Regions from separate parts of the Homo sapiens genome. Here region 1 is linked to region 2. The links are chromatin contacts, found by Hi-C in ENCODE. All regions are on one chromosome and are shown on one strand. Each heading gives the region's core, a stretch centred on a gene start or an enhancer-like site at or near the end of the contact. The rest is flanking DNA. Distances are from core to core; before and after follow the strand shown.

What was found. Hi-C counts contacts between places; a loop is a spot of excess contacts on that map. Pooled maps may share reads with other maps.
Region 1: a map of gastrocnemius medialis shows a loop between it and region 2 (3-fold over the local background). The contact joins the enhancer-like site here to the promoter of HLF in region 2. A Hi-C loop is called at or near these places in 1 of 168 maps with a recorded cell type or tissue (gastrocnemius medialis) and 1 of 50 pooled maps.

Annotation. Positions count from the first base shown.
Region 1 is chr17:55,782,180-55,785,822 of GRCh38, reverse strand. It overlaps a transcript of PCTP not described here. Among named protein-coding and RNA genes, the nearest start is that of PCTP, 33 kb to the right of the region's middle. Within about 2 kb of position 1,967, at least 9 of the 41 ENCODE cell types and tissues checked have a DNase peak (open chromatin) inside an H3K27ac peak, as active enhancers do; they include gastrocnemius medialis, where a contact is called at or near this core.
Region 2 is chr17:55,263,680-55,266,941 of GRCh38, reverse strand. It overlaps HLF (HLF transcription factor, PAR bZIP family member), which reads right to left and starts at 1,982. Exons shown (of 4, transcript NM_002126.5): 1 at 1,343-1,982. The coding sequence starts at 1,457. RefSeq lists a silencer at 1,859-2,178.

The DNA.
Region 1 (3,643 bases), core at 718-3,217, 520 kb before region 2:
CTATAATCAATATTTGTCAAATAAACTGAAGCATCATCAGGGCAAATGCATGTCCATCTTGTTCACCAGCAAAAGGACAGATATTTTGTTCACTGAATTTTCATTCTAATAGGGAAGATAGCTAACAAATAAATCTGTGATATAAATGTAGGTAGTGATAATTGCTATGAAGAAAAAACAAAACTGGGTAAGGTGTGAGAGAATAATGTGTGATCATTTTGTTTGGTTTGGTTTGTTTTAGAGAGAGACGACTTTGGAGAGGAAAACATTTGAGCAAGATCTAAATAAATGAGGCATTGCTTCAGTTATCTATCACTACATAGATCTTACTGGCTTAAAACAGTATTATCTTGCAGTTCCAGTGTGTCTTGGCTTAGCTAAGTCCTCTGGCTTAGCCTGTCTCACAGGGCAGCAATCAAGAGGTCTTCTGAAGCTGCAGTCACTGCCAAGCTCTATTGAGAAGGATCTTCTTCTAATCTCACTCAGGAGGCTGTTGGAAGGATTTAGTTCCTCCCAAACTGCTGAACTGAGGGTCTCAGCTACTAGTTGGCTCTTGGCCAGAGGCCTTGTCACATTGACCTTCCATAGGACACTCATAATTAGCAACTTGCTTCATGAGAGAAAGCAAGTGAGACAATCCAGACAGAGAAAGTGAGCAAGAATGGACGAAGGCAGAGTATTTTACAATTTAATCTTGGATGTAACATCCCATCACTCTTGCTCTATTCTTTAGAGGCAAGTCACCAGGTCCACTCCACATACAGAGGAGGGCATTACACAAAGAAGTGAATATACAGATGTGGGGATTATTGGGAGCCGTGTCAGAAAGCTGCATACCATAGGCAGTGTGCTATATACAGATGTGGGGAAGAGCATTCCAGATGTTGGGGACAGTAAATGCAAAGACCACTGTATGTTTGAGGAACAGATAAAAGACTAGAGAGGAATAAGTCAAGGAGGAAGTGGAGCTTGAAGAGCAGGCATGGGCCAGATCGTAAGTAATATGGAATTTTTTAGGTCTCAGTAGTTTGGATTTGATTATAAGTATAAAGAAAAGACTTTGGATGCATTACAGCAGAAGAGGTTAAACCTTTCTTTTATGAAATCATAGTGATGGTAAATGGTATATTGGATTTACTTTTTATTTGTCTTATTTTTAATGACCTTTCTATGGGGAAGCTGACAATTACATGTCAGCTGCTCCCTGTATTATGAAAAATATTTTATTTTACTGGTTCTTAATACCCCAAGTCTGACAAGCTAGTGATCTATAAGGAGATTATTTGAAATCAGATTGTTTAGAATTTGACTTCCTCAATGTTGTTTAGGGAAGAATAATTCATTGATATTATTATTATTATGGTTGTTATTATTATTACACTGCAATTGGTTGAGCTTGTGCCATGTCAACCTTATGCAAAAGCCAGGGACAACAAAAAGTTGGGATGGGAAGAAATATGGTGGACGCAATCCTGACTGTGTATGTGGAGCCATTGGGGGAAGGTCTCCTACAGCCACAGATATTTAGGGAGTAGAAAGGAGGCCGTCTACTTCCTGCTGGAGAACAAACACTTAGATTGCCAATTCCTTCTCCCTAGTTATCTGGGTCAGTTAATCCCAGCTCACAGCTGCCAGCTGAGCTCTTCCCTGGCCAAGCTGCTCTGCTTTGAAATTCTCCCCCAGGCCACCTCGCCCAATGATGTCAGACGGGGTGAGTGGCCCGCCAGCCCTCCCCTCTCACAAGATGATGTGCAAGAGGAAACGCATGCTGTCTTTGCTCAGGAAACATCTGGTTGATCCGCTAGTCCTCAAGCGGGTCACTGGCTGTTTTATAAGTTAGTGGAACAGAATAGGATGGGAAGACATGGAGCTTCAGCGATTACTCAACCTCGCCATCAAGTTACAAACTAAAATGAGAGGTGAGGAAACGGCCTCCCTGGCAGGCGCTCTCCAGGGACTCGGCACCGTCGCTGAAGTCACATTTCCTAGCTTGTAATGGAAAACGAATGCTGTTTACAACAGCTTAAAGTAGCCGAAATGGGAACATGAGCCAAACTGTGTAGTGAAGGGCGAACTCCTACTTGGAAGCTTTCAGCAGTCCAGTAATTATTCAATACCAGGCCTAAAATATAGGCTCCCCATGAAGAATATCATTCACTCTCCCTTGGAAAATGAACCACCACATTCACTGGTAAGCAGAATCCATGACCACTTAAAAGCAGATCCAGCCCCTCATAAGCTGTTTGACATAAAACAAAAGTTGCTGTATGCCCTGCATGGAGTTCTAAGTGCTGTTTTTGTCCTGATTGGTTTCCATTGACTTTTTCTCAGTTTATGAACCACTAGAGAGGAATTGGATAAGATAGATTAGAGAAAATGAATTCGGCGTGCTGTCCTTCCACCCACAGTCCCCTCCCCATATCTGTCCATGGGGGATACAGGTTTTCTTCTTTCAGGATTCTGGCCTGCAAATGAAAAGATCTTCTCTTCTAGCCCTGTTTTGCCTCCAGCCTCTCTCCCTTCCCTAAGTTACATCAGTAATATCATTCTGTTGAGTAGACTTTTACGGGGCTAGTATGAGCTCTCCAACGGTGTTAAATCAGAATGAAAAATCAAAAAAATTAATAAAGAACAAAACCCTGGAAAACAAAGCAATTCTAGCTTTAAAAAAAAGAACTAAAAATTTGTCCTCAGTGTTCCCTCTTTGGTAAAAATTAGGTGGAACACAAGATTGAGAATACATTTTTTTTTGGACCTATCTTTCAGGCATTATTGGTCAAATTGAGATCATGGGACTTTGAGCTTGTTGCCCCACCATTGATTCATTTATTCCTTCAGCAGATACTTTAGAATATTTTTGTGCTCTATCTATTGAGTATATAATTTGGGAATGAGACAAAGTTCTGTACCCTTTTGGAGCTGAAATAAATGAACAGAAAATAAATACATTTAATAGAAAGTATTACATGCTATGCAGACAAGGTAAGGAATAGGGATTGACTTCAACTGCAAAACTTCTCAGAGGAGGGGACATTTAAACAACGACTTGCATGATTTAAAGATTTCAGGCTTGTGTGGATCAGGGAGCAGGGCACTCTGGGCAGAGAGGACAACTGGTACAATGACTGATGTAAAAACAAGCTTGGCACATTGATGGAACAGAAGGAAGATTAAAAGTGTTGGAATGTGAGGGGGAATGTGGAAGCATGGGATCTAGGATCAAAGAAGCCTAGCTTTGAGTTCCCAGTCTACCACCTAACTAGCCAAGTTACCTTAAGCACATTATTTAGCCTCTCTGAGCCTATATTCATCATCAGTAAGTTGGAGATAGTATTTCCTATCTCATCAAAGACTAAGCTGTAAGTAAAGCATCCAATCTAGTGCCTCGCACACAATAAGAGCTTCAAAATGTTAAATCTTTTTCCTTATCTGAGAACACTGGGCTCTCACCAAGTATAATGTTTAATCTTATGTGTCAACTTGACTAGGCTATGGGCTGTCCAGATATTTGGTAAAACATTATTCTGAGTGTGACTGTAGGGGTGTTTGAGGATAAGATTAATGTTTGAATTGAGTAGCTGATGGCTGTCCCCAATATAGGAGGTTCTCATCCAGTCAGCTGAAAGCCTGAATCGAACAAAAA
Region 2 (3,262 bases), core at 733-3,232:
ATTTACAAAACCTTTCAAAAGCAGAGCTATTGGAAAAGGTGAGTTATTCTATACATTTATGTTGGAAGTATGCAGCTATTTGCTACCTGGAAGTACTGCTCGCCCATTAGGTCTTTAACAAGCATTCCGGATCTTGCCAATTCTAGTATTCAGTCGTGGGTGGAATCTGGGATTAAGGAATTTGCTTCTGAGTTTCATCTTCAGAGAAACACAGCCTCCACTGCCATCCATTCTAACCCTCTACCATCTCATCTGAAAATCTGACTTAAAACACCCACAGATGCAAAAGCCTGCAGGCAGCCCCTTCCTCCCAAATGCTCTTCCTTAAAGGATAGTTAGGGAGGGGTCCCTGGCTATCATCTGCAGATTGCAAACTCTTGCAATGCAACAGGTTGTCCTCTCCTAGAAAAGAAGGTGCAAGTACTCCCAAGCTATTTGTAGCCAAATAACCTTTCAGAACTTTACACTGTGAGCCGCACGGTTCGCATTTGCTACTGTGATACCGAAGGCATGAAATCGCATCAACCCAAATCCGTGGCATCACTTAGCCGGGTTTGGGGCCTCATCACACGTACCCCTCCTCTACTGCTAAGGCCAAGGTTGTCTTGGGAAGGTTTGGGACTTACCAAGAAAGGGCTCAAGCCAGAGGAGGCTCCTGCGCGGTTACACGTGAGCCTGCTCCGCTCTCCCCTCCCACCAGAAAAAGTGCACCGGGAAAGTGTCAACGCTGGAGGCGTGCACGGCTTCCCGCCGAGAGACCACTCCCCCCACCGGCCCCAGCCCCCACCCCGCTTTCTCAGCTACCCTTCACCAGAAGAAAACGAGTCTTCTCTCACACCTCGTGAGTTCCAAATACTAACCAGTAACAGAAGCTGTAACACAACCCCAAAACCCAGGCTACGCAGTGAAACCCCCTCCCTCAAGCCGACCCCCGCCCCCTGCCCCGCACAGAACCAGGCCCCAGGGTTTCTCCTCCCCAGCCCGGGAGGCTCTGCCCTCCGCAGGCGGGCTCGCTCTGCGTGCGGGTGTGCCTCGTTCTAGGGAACGATCCTGACCTGTCAAGTTACACCTCCCACCCGCGCCGCAGGAGCGGGACCCAGGGAGGCCGGGTGCCCGAAGCTCTTTTAAATGTAGCTCAGGAGGGGTCCCTCCCCTTTCATGGAGGAGGAGGAAGGGGAGGAAGGGTGCTGGGTGAGCTCCTCAATTTCATCAGCGCGGGGCCGGGGCGCCGCGGGACAGGGCGGGAGCGGGGTTGGGGGATGCTCCAGCGGGCGTGCCCGGCCGCGGAGGGGGACCCCCGGAGCGTCGTCCCTTCCCGGAGCGGGGCCGCGGCAGCGCTCACCGTCTTCGTGGTGAAGGGGGAGCTTCAGCGGGTTCTCCAGCAGGGACCTGAGCACGCCGTAGGGAGGCGGGATAAAGGTGGGATTCAGGGGGAGCGGTCGGGACATTTTCTCCATCGCGATGCACTCAAATTTTTTCCCCTTAAAAAAAGAAATAAGAAAGAAACAACCGCCCCCTAAAATGTTGCTGAGCTTTTCCTCCGTCCTTTGCCAAAAGTACTCGCTCTCAAGGCGGTGGAGAAAAGGGAAGAAAAAAATTACTTATATCTTTATAAATACATCTGCATAAAAATATATATTAAAAAAAAACTTTCGGGTTTCCAGTGCAGACGGTCCCAGGAGAGCGCGCCAAGTGCCCGCGGGCTCCCCGGCGACGTGCAGGATGCTCTCACCTGCCTCGAACCCCTCGTTTTGCAAAATGTTCAAAATTGAAAAAAAGAAAGAAAAAAAAATGTCGACGGCTGCAGAAGGGCAGAAGACACCGCGCCGACCCCAGCCCCTAGTGCCAGCACCGGAGGCGGTGCGCCGTCCCACCCCACCCCCCTCCCCGCGCCGGCGGCCGCTGCTCCCCAGCGCTCCGCGGCCCCGCAGCGCCGGGCTCAGCGCATCCGGCCGCCCATGTGCCGCGGCCCTGACAAGAGTGACGTCAGGGCCCGCACCTCGCGCCCATAGGCGTGCGGGGGCGGGGCCACGCGCGGCACCGCCCGCCTGGCCCGCTCGCCCCGCCGCCGCGTGTTTAGCGTCGCCGCTCGCGCCGATTTTCGGGGACCTTGCAGCACTGGCTGGTTGCAGGGGAGCAGGTGCCAGATTCCCTGGGCCATCAACTTAGGCTTAGATTTTTTTTTTTTTTTTTGGTCTGGGTGGGAAGAGGAATGAGAAATTTATATCCATAGTTTTCAAGCTGGGAATAACCTGAGGAGTTTTAAAAAAATCGCGATACCCAGGCCGCATCCCAGATCAATTAGATCAGAACCTCTGCGGTGCTATCAGGGCGTCCATAATTTTTAAAGCTCCCCAGGTGGTTCCAAAGAGTAGCCAAGTTTGAGATGATTGGTTTAGATCGGATGGAAGGTAACGACCCTTCTCAATATTTCTCCTGGCCCCGGCCAAGCTTAGCGTCTTCTTTCTTGCCCAGTTTCCACCACCACCAAAAAATAACTACTTCCTATAAGTCCGAATGGGATGCAAAAAGCAGAGCGGGAAGCGGAGGACTGAGCTGCTGGGCACTGTTTCCCACGCTGCAGAGAGGTGTTAACGGTGGGGGGAGAGGGGGGGTAGACATTTGCCTGAAACGGAAAGAGGCGGGAGAGACACAGACACACTGAACGGGATTTTAGGAATATTTACTCTGGGTGAATACAGGTGATTGCGCTTGGGTCAAGTTATTAGGTTTGCACGGTGATTAAAATAATTTTGTAAAGTATCCCCTAAGGGGGCTTCGGCTTTCCTTGCTGTTACAGCAGCTGCAGCGTCTCCCTCTGCCAGTTTGACCTCGTGGCACCCACGGTCCCCGAGATCTGCGTGCGACCCCCTGTGTGATAACTCCCTTCCCGCCTGGGGTGGTGCGGGCGCTGGCGTGCAGCCGCGACGCCCCCTGCAGAGCTCCGCGGGGGGCCAGGCAGGTTCTTCCCCTCCCTCCTTACCTCTCCTTACTAAGACCCTAGTCTTCGATCTGGGGAAGGGGCTGCAAGAACGAATGGGCACAAATGAAAGAAAACCGTTTTTCAGTGGGACGTAAAGGCCTTTGTGACCCCAGGCTGAGTCGCTGGGGAAGGATGTGGTGGTGTCTTGATGGGGTTTACTTCCCCAGGAGAGGGTTGTAAGAGAGGAGGCGCCTGAAACCCCAGAGATCAGGAGCGGCGGCGCAGCGGGGTTCAGAGTTCCCTGGCAGGGTGATTCCGGCAAGTGCCTTTCTGCCCTGA